2 separate regions of the Homo sapiens genome follow, and region 1 is linked to region 2. Evidence: read pairs that join two places in POLR2A ChIA-PET (ENCODE). Cell type or tissue: PC-3. All regions are shown on one strand. Each heading gives the region's core, and the rest is flanking DNA. Links, peaks and the distances in the headings are about the cores only.

Region 1 (9,321 bases), core at 2,363-7,362, 200 kb before region 2:
TTGAAACCCAATCTCTACTAAAAATACAAAAATTAGCCAGGCATGGTGGTGTGCACCTGTAATGGTTGCAGGCGCCTGTAATCCCAGCCACTCAGGAGGCTGAGGCAGGAGAATCTCATGAACCCGGGAGGCAGAGGTTGCAGTGAGCTGAGATTGTGCCACTGCACTCCAGCCTGGGTGACACAGCAAGACCTTGTCTCCAAAAAATAAAAAAATAAAAAAATAACTGGAACATTGCCAAACTGAATAGAAAATAATCCAAGTCTATGCAGTTTGTAAGAAATACACCTAAGACATAAGGAATGAGAGAGACTGGAAATAAAGATATGGAAAAATCTATTCCAAAAGAAAGCTGGCATAGCAGGTTAATAGTAGCCAAAACTGATTTGAAGGCAAAAATCATTATTTGCGTTAAAAATTATCAGAAAAAAATTGTAAAGGAAGAATTAAGCAAGAAGCTATAATTCCAAATCAGTATGCATCTTATAGCATGGCCTTAAAATAGATAGATAGAATACAAAATATGTAGATAGAATATAGGAAGAAAATATATAGATACAAATATGAATAAATTTATAAATCTATAAAATGGAAAAATTTAACATGTCTTTTTGAGTAATTGATGGTCAAACAGACAAAAACAACTTGAGAAGATAACAGAAGATTTGAACAACCAACCAACAGGCTTCATTTTTTGGATATGTACCAAGCCCCACGCTTAATAGATGAGAATATACATTCTTTTTAGGGAGTTTTAAAAAAATTGAACACACACTGAATTCATAAATCAAGTCTCAACAAAACCAATGAATGGATATTATGCAAACTATTCTCGTACTCAATTCAGTTAAGACTGAAATTGAGCAAAAAGATAACCAAAATAATTTTATATATTTGGAAATTTAAAAGCATACTTCTAAGTAACTCATAGATCAAAGAAAAAATAATAATGGAAATTATAAGTAAAGCCGAATGATAATATAAATACTGTGTATCAGAATTATGGGTTACAACTAAAGCAGCATTTAGAGGGAAATTTATATCATCACAAAGAAGATGAGGGTAAGAAAAACTAATTAAGAACATTAAAAAAGCCAAAGGGAAATTTACAGCCTTACATGCTTATATTAGAAAAAAAACAGAGTTCATTATTTATTAGTCTTAGTATTTGACTGAGAAGTTATTTTTAAAAAGAAATGAATAAAAACCAAGGAAAGTAGAAGGGAAGAATAAAAAAAAAAACCAGAACTGAATGAAATTGAAAACAGGCTGGGCACAGTGGCTCATGCCTATAATCCCAGCACTTTGGGAGGCTGAGGCAGGTGGATCACTTGAGGTCAGGAGTTCAAGACCAGCCTGGCCAACATGGTGAAATTCCGTCTCTACTAAAAGTATAAAAATGCTGTGCATGGTGGTGGGCACCTGTAATCCCAGCTACTTGGGAGGCTGAGGCATGAGAATTGCTTAAACCTGGAAGGCAGAGGTTGCAGTAAGTTGAGATCATGCCACTGCACTCCAGCCTGGGCAACTGTCTCAAAAAAAAAAAAAAAGAAAAAAACCACAAAGATATAAAAGAATTAACAGCAACAAAAGTTGGTTTTCTAAAAAAAAAGATTAAAATAAGACAAAGCCCTGCAAAGATTAATCAGCAAGACAGAGTGAAGATACAGATACCACTAAGATTGAACAAGAAGACATATCTACAAATACAGCATAGATTATGAAATAACAAATGTATTATTAACAAATCTATGGTGCTAAATTGTACAGCTTAGATAAAAAGAACAGCGTTGTGAAAAATATATATAACTTACCAAAATTGACTCAAGGAGGAATACAAACCTGAAGAGACCTATAATCATTAAATATTTTGAATTAATAAGTAAAATACTACCTAATTGAAAAGAGGCACAGATGCAATTTTTACAATAGTTTTATAAAGGGGTATAATTGACAAACAAAAAACTGCAGATATTTAAAGGTTACAACTTGGAAAGTTTTGACACATGTCTAAAACCATGAAACTATTGTTACAATGAAGATAAAGAACATATTTATTACCTCTAAAGTCTCTCTCTTTTTTTTTTTTTTTTTTGAGATAGAGTCTTGCTCTGTCGCCCAGGCTAGATGGAGTGGTGCCACCTTAGCTCACTGCAACCTCCGCCTCCTGGGTTCAAGCAATTCTCCTGCCTCAGCCTCCTGAGTAGCTGGAATTACAGGTGCGCACCACCACACCCAGCTAATTTTTTTGTATTTTTAGTGGAGACAGGGTTTTGCCATGTTGCCCAGGCTGGTCTCGAACTCCTGGGCTCAGGCAATCCACCTGCCTCGGCCTCCCAAAGTGCTAGGATTACAGGCGTGAGCCACTGCGCCTGGCCTCTCCTGTCTCTACCACCCAGTTTCATCCCTAGGCAATCACTGATCTGCTTCATATAATAATAGAGTCTGCATTTTCTAGGCTTTTAAGTGGAATCAAGTAGTATGTACTCTTTGGGGAGAGGGGAGTGGGGTAATTCTGGCTTCTTCCACTTAGCATCATTATTTCGAGATTTATTTATGTTGTTGATTGATCAAAGGTCTTTTTCATTGCATAGTAGTACCATCGTATGGTTAGACCACATTTGATTTATTCGTTCACCTGTTGACAGCCACTTGGGTTATTTCCAGTTTGAGGCTATCATAAATAATGCTTCTGTGAACATTTATTAGAGATATGTTTTTGTTCCTCGTTGTTAAATATCTGGAAGTGTGATGGTTGGATTATATAAGTGTACGGTTTAATTTTTAAGAAACCGCCAAACTGTTTTCCAAAGAGGTTTTGCCGTTTTACATTCCCACCAGGTTTGAATTCCTCCACATCCTCATCAACATTTGGTATGGTCAGTCTTTATTTTTAGCCATTCTGATTAGCATAAAATAGTATTTCATTGTGGTTTTAATGTACTTAAGTGACTAATGCTGAGAATCTTTTCATGTACTTTTTGTCATTTGTATGTCTCTTGTGGTAAAGTGTCTATTTAAATATTTTGACCATTTTATTTTATTTTTTATTTTTTTAGAGATGGGGTCTCCCTGTGTTGCCCAGGCTGGTCTCAAACTCCTGGGTTCAAGTGATCCTCCTCCATCAGTCTCCCAGTGTGTTGGGATTACAGGCGTGAGTCACCACATCCAGTCTCTTTTTACCATTTTTAATTAATTGGGTTGTTTATTTTCTAATTATTGAGTTTTGAGAGTTATTTATATATTCTAGATATAAGTCCTTTATCAGATAGATGATTTGCAAATATTTCCTCCCAGTCTGTGGCTTATTTTTTTTATTCTCTTCACAATGCCTTTCGAAAAGCAAAATCTTTGTATTTTCATGAAGCCCAATTTATCAATTTGCTGTTTTATGGCTTGTAGTTTTGGTGTCATATCTAAGAAATCTTTGTCCAACCCAAGATTAGAAGAGCTTTCTCTTATGTTTTCTTCTAGAAGCTTTATAATTCTGGCTTAACATTTTATACCAATGGCCCATTTTGAGTTAATTTTTGCATATGGTACAAGGTTTGTATTGAAGCTCTTTTTTTTTTTTTTTTTTTGCATATGAATATCTAATTGTTGCAGTATCATTTGTTGGTAAGACTCTTCTCCACTGAATTGCTCTTGCACCTTTGTTGAAAATCAGTTGTCTACGGATGTGTGGGTGTATTTTTGGACTTTCTTCTGTTCCATTGATCTGTTTGTCTAACTTGACACAACTACCACATTATTTTTATAGCTATAGTTTTTATAAGTCTTAAAAACTGATAGAGGTAGTCCTCCAGCTTTGTATTTCTTTTTCAAAGTTGTTTTGACTCTTCTGCGCCCTTTACATTTCCATGTGAATTTTAGAATCAGTTTGTCAGATTCTACAACAAAGCATCTGGGATTTTTATTGGAATTGTATTGAATCTGCATTTGGAGAGAATTGATAGCTTAACAATATTGAATCTTTTGGCCATGAATGGCATATCTGTACCATCTTGTGGACATCTTTTATTTCTCTCAGAAGTGTTTGGTAGTTTTTTTTTTTTTTCCTGCCTCAGCCTCCCGAGTAGCTGGGATTACAGACGCACGCCACAAGACCTGGCTAATTTTTGTATTTTTAATAGAGATGAGGTTCGCCATGTTGGCCAGGCTGGTCTCACACTCCCAACCTCAGGTGATCCCCCCACCCCGGCTTCCTGGCCAGTGTTTAATAGTTTTCAATAGGTCTTGCATATCTTTTGTCCAATGTATCGATGTTTCATGTTCCATGTTTCATGTTTTTGTTATTACCCTGGAAAGGGGTCCTAATCTAGACCCCAAGAGAGGATTCTTGGTTCTCATGCAAGAAAGAATTTGTGGTGAGTCCACAGAGTAAAATGAATGCAAGTTTAAGAAAGTAAAGGAATAAAAGAATGGCTGCTTCATAAGCAGAGCAGCCCTGAGTGCTGCTGGTTGGCTATTTTTGTGGTTATTTCTTGATCATATATGTTCAACAAGGGGTGGATTATTCATTCATGAGTTTTGCAGGAAAAGGGGAGGCATTTCCCACAACTAAGGGGTCCCCTTCCTTTTAGGGTAACTTCTGATGTTGCCATGGTATTTGTAAACTGTCACGGCACTGGTGGGAGTGTCTTTTAGCATACTAATGCATTATCATTAGCATATAACCAGCAGTGAGGACAACCAGAGGCACCTCTTGGTTTTGGTCAGCTTCTTTACCGCATCCTGTTTTATCAGTGGTGTCTTAGTTACCTGTGTCTTGTGCCAACCTCCTATCTCATCCTGTGACTAAGAATGCCTAGCTTCCTGGGAATGCAGCCCAGCAGGTCTCATTTTACCCAGCCTCTATTTAAGATGGAGTCGCCTTGGTTCTAATGCTTCTGACAATATGGTTGCTTTTTGCTAATATACAGAAATATCAATTGACTTTTATAAATTGATCTTATAGTCTTTAAGTTTGCTAAATACTTTTTTTTTTTGAGAGAGTCTCGCTCTGTTGCCCAGGCTGGAGTACAGTGGCACGATCTCGGCTCACTGCAACCTCTGCCTCCTTTGTTCAAGCAGTTCTTCTGCCTCAGCCTCCCTAGTAGCTGGGATTGCAGGCGCCCACCACCATGTCCAGCTGATTTTTGTATTTTAGTAGACACGAGGTTTCGCCGTGTTGGCCAGGCTGGTCTGGAACTCCTGACCTGAAGCAATCCACCTGCCTTGGCCTCCCAAAGTGTTGGGATTACAAGCATGAGCCACTATGCTCGGCCCTAAATTTGCTAAATTCTTGTTTTAGTTCTAGTAGCTTTTTTGTAGATTCCATCAGATTTTCAACTGAGGCAGTTTTTTGTCAACTATGAGTAAAGACAGTTTTACGACTCGCTTTCTAGTCTAGATACTTTATAAGTTCTTATTTTATTGTACTTTTCAGATGATCCCATACAATGTTGAATAGAAGTGGTGAGAGTAGACACCAATAAGTATGATATTAGCTGTTGTTTTTTTTTTAGATCCCCTTTATCATGTTGAGAAAGTTTCCTTGTATTCCTAGTTTTCTGACAGTTTTCATCAGGAATTTCTGGTGGATTTTGTCTAATGCATTTTCTGTATCTATTGAAATGATCACATGATCTTTTTAATTTTGTTAACATGGTGAGTTACATTGATTCTTTTTTTTTTTTTTTGAGACAGAGTCTCGCTCTGTCGCCCAGGCTGGAGTGCAGTGGTGCCATCTTGGCTCACTGCAACCTCTGCCTCCTGGTTCAAGTGATTCTCCTACCTCAGCCTCCTGAGTAGCTGGGACTACAGGCGCCCGCCACCATGCCTGGCTAATTTTTTGTATTTTTAGTAGAGATGGGGTTTCACCATGTTAGCCAGGATGGTCTCGATCTCCTGACCTCATGATCTGCCCACCTTGGCCTCCCAAAGTGCTGGGATTACAGGCATGAGCCACCACACCCGGCCCATTGATTCATTTTTAAATGTTAAACTCACCTTCTATTCTTAGGGTAAATTTCACTTGATTGTGATGTATTCTTTTTATATATTGCTGGGCTTGGTTTGCTGAAATTTTTAAAATATTTTTTCATCTATGTTCATGAGAGTTATTAGTATGCAATTTTCTTTAGGTCTTTGCAAGGCTTTGGTATTAGGATAATGCTGACATCATAAAATGGGGTAGGAAATGTTTCTTCTTTTCAGTGTTCTAGAAGAGTTTTTATAGATTTCCTTCTGATCTTTATTTTCTTTCTTCTGGTTGCTTTGTATTTTATTAGTTCTTCTGTTTCTAGATTTTTTTTTTTTTTTTTTTTTTTTTGAGACAGGGTCTCCCTCTGTCACCCAGGCTAGAGTGCAATGGCGTGATCTCGGCTCACTGCAAACTCCGCATCCTGGGCTCAAATGATCCTTCTGCCTCAGCCTCTCAAGTAGCTGGGACTACATGCCTGGCACCACCATCCCTGGCTAATTTTTGCATTTTTTGTAGAGATAGGGTTTTGCCATGTTGCCCGGGCTGGTCTTGAACTCCTGTACTCAAGTGATCCGCCTGCCTTGGCCTCCCAAAGTGCTGGGATTACAGGCGTGAGCCACTGCACCTGGCCATGTTTCTTGATTCTTGAAATGGAAGCTGAAGTCTTTTATTTGAGACCTTCTTTTATTAATAGGAATGTTTAGTGTTATACATTTCCTTTAGTGCTGCTTTAGCAACATTCCACAAATTTTGATGTACTTTCATTTTCATTCAGTTAGAAACACTTCCTAATTTCCCTTTTGATTTGTTCTTTGACCCATCAGTTACTTAGGTATGTATTACTTTACTTCCTGATATTTGGGAGTTTTGCAGATATTTTCCTTTGTTGATTCCTAATTTAATTCCATTATGGTTAGAGAACATACTTTGTATGACTCTAATTCTTTTATATTTATTGAGGATTGATTTATGGCCTCAAATATGGCTTATCTTGGTAAATTTTTTATATGCACTGAAAAAATATTTTTCTATTATTGGTGCATTTTTCTTGTGTTTTTTGTTCTTATGGTTCATTTAGCATCTTAGATCTATGAGTTTATTGTCAATATCAAATTTGGAAAAATTTGGCCACTATTTCTTTAAATATCCCTGTTTATCCTCTCTTTACTTCTGGGAACTCTAGTTACATGTATATTAAACTGCTTAAAGTGTTCCCAGAATTCACTCATGGTCTTTTTATTCTTTTTCCACTCTGGTTTACTTTGGGTAGTTTTTATTATGTGTCTTCTAGTTCACTCATCTCTTATGTTTTGTCTGATCTGCCATCAGTCTTATCCAATGCATTTTTCATATTAGACATTATTCTTTTTATCTGTAGAAGTTGGATTTAGGCCTTATTTTCTTTCTCCCATGTTTCTACTTAGCTTTTTGAATATGGAATAACTTTGTTAATTCCCTTGTCTGCTAATTCTAACATATATGTCAATTTTGTTAGCTTCAGTTGATTGATTTTTTTCTTCTTCATGGGTCATATTTTCTTTGCATGTTTGATAAATTTTTGTGGATTATAAACATTGTGAATTTTACCTGTTTAGGTACTGGATTTTTTTTTTATTTGTTCTGTGTCACAGTTAATTTATTAATACAGTTGAATCCTTTCCTTAAGATTTGTTTCAAAAACATAGAGAGAAGAGGGGGAGAAAAAAAAATATTTGTTAGGTGGGGCCAGAGCAGTTTTCCATCTAGGGTAGTTACTCCCCAGGATCCTTGGAATACTCTACCTCGTGCCTTGTTAATTACGGGGTTTTCCAGTTTGGCTGGTGGGAACAGGCATTGTTCTTGTTCTGTTTGAGTGCCAGTTAGTGTTCCCTCTAGTTTTCTAAGTAGTTCCTACATGCACTCACTGGTCAGTACCCCACTGAGTACTTAAGAGGAGCCCACTGCAGAGCTCCAGGTGCTCCCAGCATGCAGCGCGTTTTCCAGTACTCCATCCTGCACACTGTCTCTGCCTTGGCCTTCCCAGACTCTCAGCTCAATCTCTTCAACGAAGATAGCCCTGGGCTCTACTTGGGTTCCTCCTTCATTAAACTGCACCTTGGAAATATTCTCAAGGCAGTAAGCAGAAGCATTCACAGAACTTACTTCACTTGTTTTCTGTCTCTCAGGGATTGCTGTTCTTCATTGCCTAATGTGCAGTGTCTTTGAAACCATCATTTCATGTATTTTCTCTGCTTTTTTTGTTTGTTTGTTTCAGGCAGGTAGGTAAATCTTATACTTGTTATTACATATTGGCTAGAAATGGAAGTCCATTATTTTAAATACTTCTTATGTGCTTGAAATGTTTCAGGATAAACATATAGACTAAATGGATATATTTGCCAAAGATGAGGTACTGACAGAAATTTTCTAGACTTTAAAATTAAGTTTCACCTTCTTCTCTTCCATCATTTTGAGACTAAAGTTTTATATTTTAAGTGTTTTTTGGTATTTGCTTGTGCTTTGCTTTTTATCTATAAAAAAGAGGTTTAATATGTTCTATGGTTGTGTGACTCAAACAATATAGTACTTTTTGTACCACAGGCCCTGAGGTCTGAACTCAGCATCACTATCTTTTTTCATATTAGCTTCCAAATAGCATCAGGTGGTCATTTTTAAAATTTAAAACCAGTCTACCTATCTTGTTTGATTTGATCTTGTGACCTTAGGGAAGAAACCCACCCAGGAATAGAATAAAGAAACTTTTTACATCCTGAGGCTTTAAAAAACAAAATCAAAATCCAGCTATTTAAAAAATTTTAATATCTTTAAACCTTTCTACAATGGAGTCATTTTTTTAAAAGAAAGCACTGTCCTTTGCCTGGTTAATGAATAATGTGAGTACTATTTTATTATAAATAATTGATTTCCAGGACTTCCTGGGGTAGGAAGAATGTGTCCTAGCTGAATAAATTAAGGGAAGTGATAAGGACTGAATTCTGTTAGTGGAAGTAATAAACGAAAGAAAGTTATGTGGTTGGGGTTGACTGTGAGCAGAGAGTGATTCCGTAGTTAAGATGAAGGGATTTGTTAGTCTTCTCAGAGAGGAAGGACAAGCGTGAGGAATAGGAAAATTTCACCTGTAGGTGGGATGGAAAAAGCTTGGAATAATTGGCCGGGCATGGTGGCTCACGCCTGTAATCCCAGCACTTTGGGAGGCTGAGGTGGGCGGATCACCTAAGGTCAGGAGTTCAAGACCAGTCTGGCCAACATGGTGAAACCCCCATCTCTAATAAAAATAAAAAAATTAGCTGGGCATGGTGGCATGTGCCTGTAATCCCAGCTGCTTGGTAGGCTGAGGCAGGAGAATCGCTGGAACC
Region 2 (9,321 bases), core at 2,338-7,337:
TGAGTGGACACAGCACATGTTTCAGAGAGCACCGGGTTGGGGGCAAGGTCATAGATCAACAGCATCCCAAGGCAGAAGAATTTCTCCTAGTACAGAACGAAATGGAGTCTCCCATGCCCGCCTCTTTCTACACAGACACAGCAACAATCTGATTTCCCCATCTTTTCCCCACATTTCCCCCCTCTCTATTGGACAAAACCGCCATCGTCGTCATGGCCCGCTCCCAATGAGCTGTTGGGTACACCTCCCAGAGGGGGTGGCGGCCGGGCAGAGGGGCTCCCCACTTCCCAGAAGGGGTGGCCAGGCAGAGGTGCCCCCCTCCTCCCGGACGGGGCGGCTGGCCGGGCGGGGGCTGCCCCCCACCTCCCTCCCGGACGGGGCGGCTGGCCGGGCGGGGGCTGCCCCCCACCTCCCTCCCGGGCGGGGCGGCTGCCGGGCAGAGACGCTCCTCACTTCCCAGATGCGGCGGCTGCCGGGCGGAGGGGCTCCTCACTTCTCAGACGGGGCGGCTGCCGGGCGGAGGGGCTCCTCACTTCTCAGACGGGGCGGCTGCCGGGCGGAGGGGCTCCTCACTTCTCAGACGGGGCGGCTGCCGGGCGGAGGGGCTCCTCACTTCTCAGATGGGGCGGCTGCCGGGCGGAGGGGCTCCTCACTTCTCAGATGGGGCGGCCAGGCAGAGACGCTCCTCAGCTCCCAGACAGGGTCGCGGCCGGGCAGAGGCACTCCTCACATCCCAGACGGGGCGGAGGGGCAGAGGTGCTCCCCACATCTCACGATGGGCGGCCGGGCAGAGACGCTCCTCACTTCCTAGACTGGATGGCGGCCGGGAAGAGGCACTCCTCACTTCCCAGACTGGGCAGCCGGGCAGAGGGGCTCCTTGCATCCCAGACGATGGGCAGCCGGGCAGAGACGCTCTTCACTTCCCAGACGGGGTGGCGGCCGGGCAGAGGCTGCAATCTCGGCACTTTGGGAGGCCAAGGCAGGCGGCTGGGAGGTGGAGGTTGTAGCTAGCCGAGATCACGCCACTGCACTCCAGCCTGGGCAACATTGAGCACTGAGTGAACGAGACTCCGTCTGCAATCCCGGCACCTCGGGAGACCGAGGCTGGCAGATCACTCGCGGTTAGGAGCTGGAGACCAGCCCGGCCAACACAGCGAAACCCCGTCTCCACCAAAAAAATACGAAAACCAGTCAGGCGTGGCGGCGCGCGCCTGCAATCGCAGGCACTCGGCAGGCTGAGGCAGGAGAATCAGGCAGGGAGGTTGCAGTGAGCGGAGATGGCAGCAGTACAGTCCAGCTTCCGCTCGGCATCAGAGGGAGACCGTGGAAAGAGGGAGAGGGAGACCGTGGGGAGAGGGAGGGGGAGGGGGAGGGGGAGGGAGACTGTGGGGAGAGGGAGAGGGCTATTGATATCTTTTTTACTTTCCGTACTTATGAGTACATTCCTACAATGTTATTTAAAACTATGCATTTATCAGTAAACATACATGTATTTCAGAGATATACTGTAAACATACCATAAAGTATATATCCACTTTCCATGAGGTATTTATACAAAGGAAGGACCATGGATAAAATTTTTTTAGCATTATATCAATTTTCCTGTTGGTCACTATTTCTATAATGGGTTCTTGGGGAGATTAGAATCTCCAGGATGATTTTTCAAACTCACATACCCAGGTATGTTAGTGCCCCTTACTGGGGCACTTGTAGTTTGTTAAAGTTTCCCAAACAATCTTGAAATTTTTTTTTCTCCTTCCTCCTTATCCACTTATTTCACTTGAGAACCATTACTCTCTTTTAAGCTATCCAGATCTATGTCCTTAATCTAGCAGTAATTTATCAAAAACCCATATGATAAGAGAATTATTCTATAATGGTGTTGGTAAAGAAAATCTAAAATAGAAAAAACATGCCAACAATTGATTGGCTAATGAGGTGGGTGATGCCAGATGCAAGACTGCTGGGCCTACCACAGGAGCAAGAGAGAAGCCATGCATTCCATCTCAAGGCATCTGTGAGCCCATGTAGACACCATGAGCAAAGCTCACCCTCCTGAGTTGAAAAAATTTATAGACAAGAAGTTATCATTGAAATTAAATGGTGGCAGACATGTCCAAGGAATATTGTGGGGATTTGATCCCTTAATGAATCTTGTGATAGATAAGTGTGTGGAGATGGCAACCAGCGGGCAACAGAAGAATATTGGAATGGTGGTGATACGAAGAAATAGTATCATCATGTTAGAAACCTTGGAACAAGAATAAATAATGGCTGTTCAGCAGAGAAATTCCACGTCCCCTCTCCAAAGAGCCTGTTTTACTATGATGTAAAAATTAGGTCATGTACATTTTTATGTTGGACTTTTTATATTAAAAACTTTTTGTTAGGCCGGGCACAGTGGCTCACGCCTATAATCCTAGCACTTTGGGAGGCCGAGGCAGGTGGATCACCTGAGGTCAGGAGTTCAAGACCAGCCTGGCCAACATGGTGAAACCCCATCTCTACTAAAAATACAAAAATTAGCTGGGTGTGGTGGCGGGCACCTGTAATCCCAGCTACTTGGGAGGCTGAGGCAGGAGAATCGCTTGAACCCGGGAGGCAGAAGTTGCTGTGAGCCGAGATGGCACCACTGCACTCCAGCCTGGGTGACAGTGTCAGACTCCATCTCAGAAAAAGAAAAATTGAAAGATTGGCAGTAACCTAAATGACCACTAATATAGGGCCAACTGGTTAAATAAATTATGGTACATACTTGCAATACAATATTAGGTAACCATTATTAAAAAGAACGAGGCAGTTCTTTTCAACTGGAGAAAGTCCATGTAAATCACGGAATTATAGAATGCTCAGACCTGAAGTGATCTTAAAGATTAGCTAGTTCAACCTTCTACAGGAAACAAGGAAAATGATTTACCTAAGATCATACAGTCAGGGATGAGGCCATAATCCAAGTATTCTGGTATCTATTCCAATGCTGCTTCTACAAGGGGATGCCTTCTCTCCCATATTATTCTTTGAGATACTGAGGACTGCAAGGCTTTTTATGCCTCTACCGTATTGAAAATCAGGATGAAGGAAGCTCACAGTAGAAATACACTTACTTATCCCATATGTTTTGTGTTTCCCTTGCGTCTTAAAAATTTAAAAGTCTGTTCGGGCGCGGTGGCTCATGCCTATAATCCCAGCACTTTGGGAGGCTGAGGGAGGTGGATCACCTGAGGTTGGGAGTTCAAGACCAGCCTGACCAACATGGAGAAACCCCATCTCTACCAAAAATACAAAATTAGCTAGGCGTGGCGGTGCATTCCTATAATCCCAGCTACTCAGGAGACTGAGGCAGGAGAATTGCTTGAACCTGGGAGGCAGAGGTTGCAGTGAGCCAAGATCACCCCACTGCACTCAAGTCTGGGCAACAAAAGCAAAACTCTGTCTCAAAAAAAAAAAAAAAATGTAAAAGTCTCCCTGTCTCTATTAACCACACAAGATATAACGTCTGTAGAACTTGGTCTATTTGGGGCAAGCCAGACTACCTGATGCACTACAGTAGAAAGTCCCATAGAAGTTTTCCTTAGAAGCAGACAGATGGTTCTCCTGGGACAATATTGAACATTTACTGTATGATGGAGAATATTATTTATAAATAATGTTTCTTTTTTTTTTTTTTTGAGATGGAGTTTCTCTCTTGTTGCCCAGGCTAGAGTTCAATGGCGTGGTCTTGGCTCACTGCAACCTCTGCCTCCTGGGTTCAAGTGATTCTCCTGCCTCAGCCTCCCAAGTAGCTGGGATTACAGGCTCCTGCCACCATGCCCAGCTAATTTTTTAATTTTTTTAGTAGAAATGGAGTTTCACCATGTTGGCCAAGCTGGTCTCGAACTCCTGAACTCAGGTCATCTGCCTGCCTCGGCCTCCCAAAGTGCTAGGATTACCAGTGTGAGCTACCACAACCGACCTATAAATAATATTTCTAAATAAGAAATTTCCCTGAAACTTTTTGGCTCTTGGTATTAGGTATTAGGAAAGCCTAATACCCTCAAAAACTTTGGATGTTCATTCCACATTAGATATATGCCTGTCTTGCTTCAAATTAATTTGAGGGAGGAGGAGGTAATTTTCCATTCACCAGACAGCAGCTCACTTCTACATGTCATCTACTCCTACATTCTCCTATCACATTGTAGATGTGAGGAATTTCCAAGATGTTAGTTTGGCTGTCACGTGTGCTCATTGAGTTATATAGCTTCTGACACCAGTATGTATTTGCAAGCCCCAAATTCACATAAGGACTCACATTTTTATTTCTGAAAAATCTTTCTATGAGTAGATACCTGCTTTTAATCTGACATCCATCTGTTGTCTCTGGTTAGGTGTTCACAAACTATCAAGAAATATATAAGAAAAATATCTGATTAGAAGAAACCATCTGCCATTTTTCCTTCCATGCTGAAGAATTAAGCATCTAACTGTAATATGGTTTGATAAAGGAGGGTGAAGGTTGATAAGATAAAAAAAAATTCAACCATAGTTGATATCAGATCCATCCAACATAGTTTAAAATCTACCAGAATTAGACCTAATCCTAACAATTACAAACATAGTTTATATAAGCGCAAAGTACCTGTATATGGGGGTAAAATTCTCTCATCTCTTTTCTGATCCTAGAGCAATAAGCTACACAAGAAAACTTGCCTGAATCAGGTTCCTGTGCTCATGTATCATCTTTCTAACCAACACATGCTGTAGGTAGAGTCTTCCAGGATTGGCAGCTGAGGGGGTTTTTAAACCATGGGCTTTGGAGACTTCAGTGTGTTAAGAAACAGGAAGGTGAGGAGGTATTATTTCATACAGGAAGGCCTCACCTAAACTGACCAACATTGACTTCCAGGCTTCTGTGGGAATTAAAGCCTTGTAGGTATTAAGATAATGATGGATGTTCCCTACTATAGGAAGCTGGAGACAACAGCCAGTTCTGCTGGAGGAACCTCTTTTCCTGCATCAACCTCCTGAGGCTGCTCAATAAACTGACCAAATGGAAACATTCCCGGACCATGGTGAGTGTGGTTTTTTACATCATGGAGTTGTCCATCTGACTGAATTTTTAAAAGATCACTAGTAAATATTTGTGTGCTACCTGGTTTGTGATCTCCGTATATAGACACTGAATGCTACATAAGATTTAGCACCTCATAATTCTGGGCACTTATTCTATATTAGATGATTACTTATCAGTCCATTTCTTTTCAGGGGGCTGAATCTCAAACCCTCCCTCAGGGCAACTCTAGCAGGGAAGCTAGCAATGTTGTTTGGATTACATACATTCCCAAATGATGCAAGTGCAAGGTTTATCATTGCAACATTGTTTATAATAATGAAAGCTTGTCTGGGCTCCGTAGCTCATGCCTGTAATCCCAGCACTTTGGGAAGCCGAGGCGGGCAGATAACAAGGTCAGGAGTTCGAGACCAGCCTGACCAACATGGTGAAACTCCATCTCTACTAAAAATACAAAAATTAGCTGGGAAAGGTGGCAGGCACCTATAGTCCCAGCTACTCGGGAGGCTGAGGCAGGAGAATCATTTGAACCTGGGAGGCAGAGGTTTCAGTGAGCCGAGATCATGCCACTGCACTCCAGCGTGGGCAACGGAGTGAGACTCCGTCTCAAAATAATAATAATAATAATAATAATGAAAGCCTGGAAACAAGCTAAATGCTCATTAAGCAGGACCAACTGGTTAAATAAATGATGGTATGTCCTTATAATAGAATATTATGCAATCATTAAAAAGAATGAGCAGCCGGGCTCAGTGGTGCATGCCTGTAATCCCAGCACTTTGGGAGGCTGAGGCAGAAGGATTGCCTGAGCCCAGGAGTTTGAGACCAGCCTGGGCAACATGATAAGACCCCATCTCTATTAAAAAAAGTAAAAGAATGAGGCAGTTCTGTACTGATATGGAATGGTTTTCAAGATATATTCAATAAAAAAAACCAGGTATAGAACAGTGTGGCAGGATATGTAGTTGGCTACCATTTGTGTTAAAAAACAAAAGTAGGCTGGGTGTGGTGGCCCACACCTGTAATTCCAGCACTTCGGAAGGCCAAGGTGGGAGGATCACTTGAGGTCAGGAGTTTGAGACCAGCCTGACCAACATGATGAAACCCCATCTCTACTAAAAATTAGCTGGGTGTGGTGGCGGGCGCCTCTACTCAGGGGAGGCTGAGGCAGGAGAATCACTTGAACCCAGGAGGTTGAGGTTGCAGTGAATCGAGACTGCACCACTGCACTCCAGCCTGGGCGACAGAGTAAGACTCCATCTTAAAAACAAAACAAAACAAAAAAATAAAAGTAATATATGCATACATAGAATTATCTCCAGAAAATAAACAAAAATACTGTGACAGTGGAAATGATATGTGTGGCTGACAAAATTTTCTTTTCACTTTATACCATATGCTTTGAATATTGAAAACTTTGAACAATAAAATATGAATGGAATAGTTCTCTCTCTCTCTCTCTCTCTCTATATATATATATATATATATATTTTTTTTTTTTTTTTTTGAGACGGAGTCTTGCTCTGTCACTCAGGCTGTAGTGCAGTGGCATGATCTCAGCTCACTGCAACCTCCGCCTCCTGGGTTCAAGCAATTCATGTGCCTCAGCCTCCTTAGTAGCTGGGATTACAGGCCCATGCCACCACGCCTGGCTAATTTTTGTATTTTTAGTAGAGATGGGGTTTCATCATGTTGGCCAGGGTGGTCTCAAACTCCTGACCTTACGTGATCCACTGGCTTCGGCCTCCCAAAGTGCTGGGATTACAGACATGAGCCACCTTGCCCAGCCCCCCTCTATATTCTTGAAGATTAAATCTAAGTAGAGCCTGGACCATAGATTCCTGAAAGCTCCCCAGGAATTTCTGAGGCTAGCTAGGTTTGGTTTAATTTGTCTGTAAACTGGAAATTCCAAGAAACGTTAGATCTTTACCCCACCCCTCTTTCAATGAACAGATGCTGGTAGTGTTTAAATCGGCACCAATCTTAAAGCGGGCCCTCAAGGTCAAACAGGCCATGCTGCAACTTTATGTCCTAAAGCTACTAAAGTTACAGACCAAGTACCTGGGGCGCCAATGGAGGAAAAGCAACATGAAAACCATGTCAGCCATTTACCAGAAAGTGCGTCACCGCATGAACGATGACTGGGCTTACGGGAATGGTGAGTCTTCCCAAAGCTCTTGACTTCCTGGAGTTTCCTGGGGTTTAGACAAAACTAAATAAATATTTATCACTCCTCTTTTGGCATGAATTGTTACATATTTTAGATGAAAAAATATGTGATTATAGGTCAGGCGCTGATACACCAAACTTTAAGGTTATGCCTCAAATTCTAGTATGTACCCTTGTCCTATGTAAACTATGAAAATCCGTTTTATAAAACAAGTAAATTGAGAGATAATTAATTGCCTTTCCAAAACATTCTTTTAAATGACAGCTTTCTCCAAAAGATTTAAATTAAAACAACTTTTTATTATTACAAAGCAGTTAGAAAAAAAGATAGAAAATACAAGTAAACAAACATTTTACTATATTATATTTATGCCATATTTGTACTATGCAGAAATTGCCACCATTAACATCTTATTGTATATTCCTCCAGATCTTTTTCTATGCATATACATGCATATTTTATCAAAATGAAAGCAAGTTATGTATGCTATTTTGTAATTTTCTCTTTTAACATTATCTCTACCTTTTCATGTCAGTACATTTTCATTTCATCTAATAAAGTTCATATTCACAATTTTCGAGTTGTCCCAAAATGTTCTTCATAGCTATTTTTCCAAGTCAGAATCCAATCCAGGACCACAGGTTGCATCCAGTTGTTATATATATGTTAATTATTTTTGTTTTCTGTTTTTTGTTTGTTTGTTTTTTTGAGAGGGTCGCTCTGTCACCCAGGCTGGAAAGCAGTGACATGATAATGGCTCACTGCAGCCTCGACTTCCTGGGCTCAAGTGATCCTCCCAGCTGCCAAGTAGCTGGGACTACAGATGCATACCACCACTACACCCGGCTAATTTTTCAAATTTTTTTGTAGAGATGGAGTCTCTCCCTGTGTTGCCCAGGCTGGTCTTGAACTCCTGGGCTCAAGGGATCCTCCTGCCCTGGCCTCCCAAAGTGCTGGGATTACAGGTGTAAGCCACCGTGCTTGGCCTCTAAGCAGTCTCCCCACCTCCACCATTAATGCTAACTAATTGAAGAACTAGGCCAGTTGTCCTGCAAAATACTCACATTCTGGATTTGTCTGTTTTCTTCTTTGTGGTGTTATCTACTTTATTCGTCTATCTATGGTATTACCTGTAAACTTGAAGTTAAATCTAAAGGTTTGATGAATTCAATTTAAACCTTTTTGGCTGCAGTATGTCCTAGGTAATCTTGGGAACTGTACATTGCCTCACATCAGAAGGCAAGATATTTGGTTAAACTACCAGAACTTGTAAGATTGATCAGAGTTTGGAAAAATTTATTTTGGAGAGCTTTTTTATTGTTTTGTATTTGACCATTATTTCCATAATTGTATTTGAGAATTTTTGGTAATGACTTGTCTTTGCTGTGTTTGTAACCTGCTTGAATTTTAAAGGATGATGCAGTAAAGAGTTCAGATAACTCTACTTACTTACCTGGCAGGGAAAATACCATGATCATGAAGATGGTTTTCCCAGGACAAGTCTTATCCATTTTACTCCAGATATGCTGACCCCTGCTATTCCCCTAAATGTGGGAAACTCAACTGCATAATTTGTGGTGCTGAGGGACTGTCTTTTCACTAAAAAAGGGTTTAGAGAACTAAAGGAAACATATGATAGGCACATAACAAGCCAGGATGCAACTTCTGCTATAAGACATAAAGCACAATTATCTATTAAATTCTTGTAAATTTTTAAAACACAAAAATGTTTTATCCTGCAAATGGCACATCTGTTGTTGCTGCCATTATGAGCCCAAACTCACACTACACTTCCTTATGATAAACCCTTGCATGTAGAACATGAGAGATCTGGGAGATTTGTATCTTCAGCCCTGAAATAAGTGTCTAAGTGAATAGAAGCGAAACAGATTATCTGTTTTCTGTTTTTACCTTCATTGAAGCCGTCACCTCATCATCTTAAAATAAGCTGACATATAGATTTATCATGTGCTGGAGGAGATTCCAGGGAATCAGGAAAATCTTCGGTAATTGGTCCATTCTGATTCTCCATGTTATACCCCTCTTGCCCCTTCCTATTCCTTGAAAGCTGGCTATTCCATTCAGATGGGACACTCATCCC

What was found. Peaks named below come from ENCODE experiments on the same cell type or tissue, not always from the same donor. Only the 100,000 strongest peaks of a DNase experiment are listed, where the experiment ranks them.
Region 1: POLR2A ChIA-PET joins it to region 2 with 13 read pairs; 4 of 35 experiments call an interaction of 5 or more read pairs at or near these places.

What each region holds. Positions count from the first base shown.
Region 1 is chr7:129,275,202-129,284,522 of GRCh38, forward strand. All of the region lies in intron 1 of AHCYL2 (adenosylhomocysteinase like 2), which reads left to right. Among named protein-coding and RNA genes, the nearest start is that of AHCYL2, 55 kb to the left of the region's middle. In PC-3, for the core only: no CTCF peak of the experiment used is centred there; a DNase peak (open chromatin) is centred at 4,780; H3K27ac peaks cover 504 bases.
Region 2 is chr7:129,475,839-129,485,159 of GRCh38, forward strand. STRIP2 (striatin interacting protein 2) reads left to right here. Exons shown (of 21, transcript NM_020704.3): 19 at 4,947-5,051; 20 at 7,004-7,208. It also overlaps the pseudogene SNRPGP3 and the pseudogene RNU1-72P. Among named protein-coding and RNA genes, the nearest start is that of SMKR1, 22 kb to the right of the region's middle. In PC-3, for the core only: no CTCF peak of the experiment used is centred there; no DNase peak of the experiment used is centred there.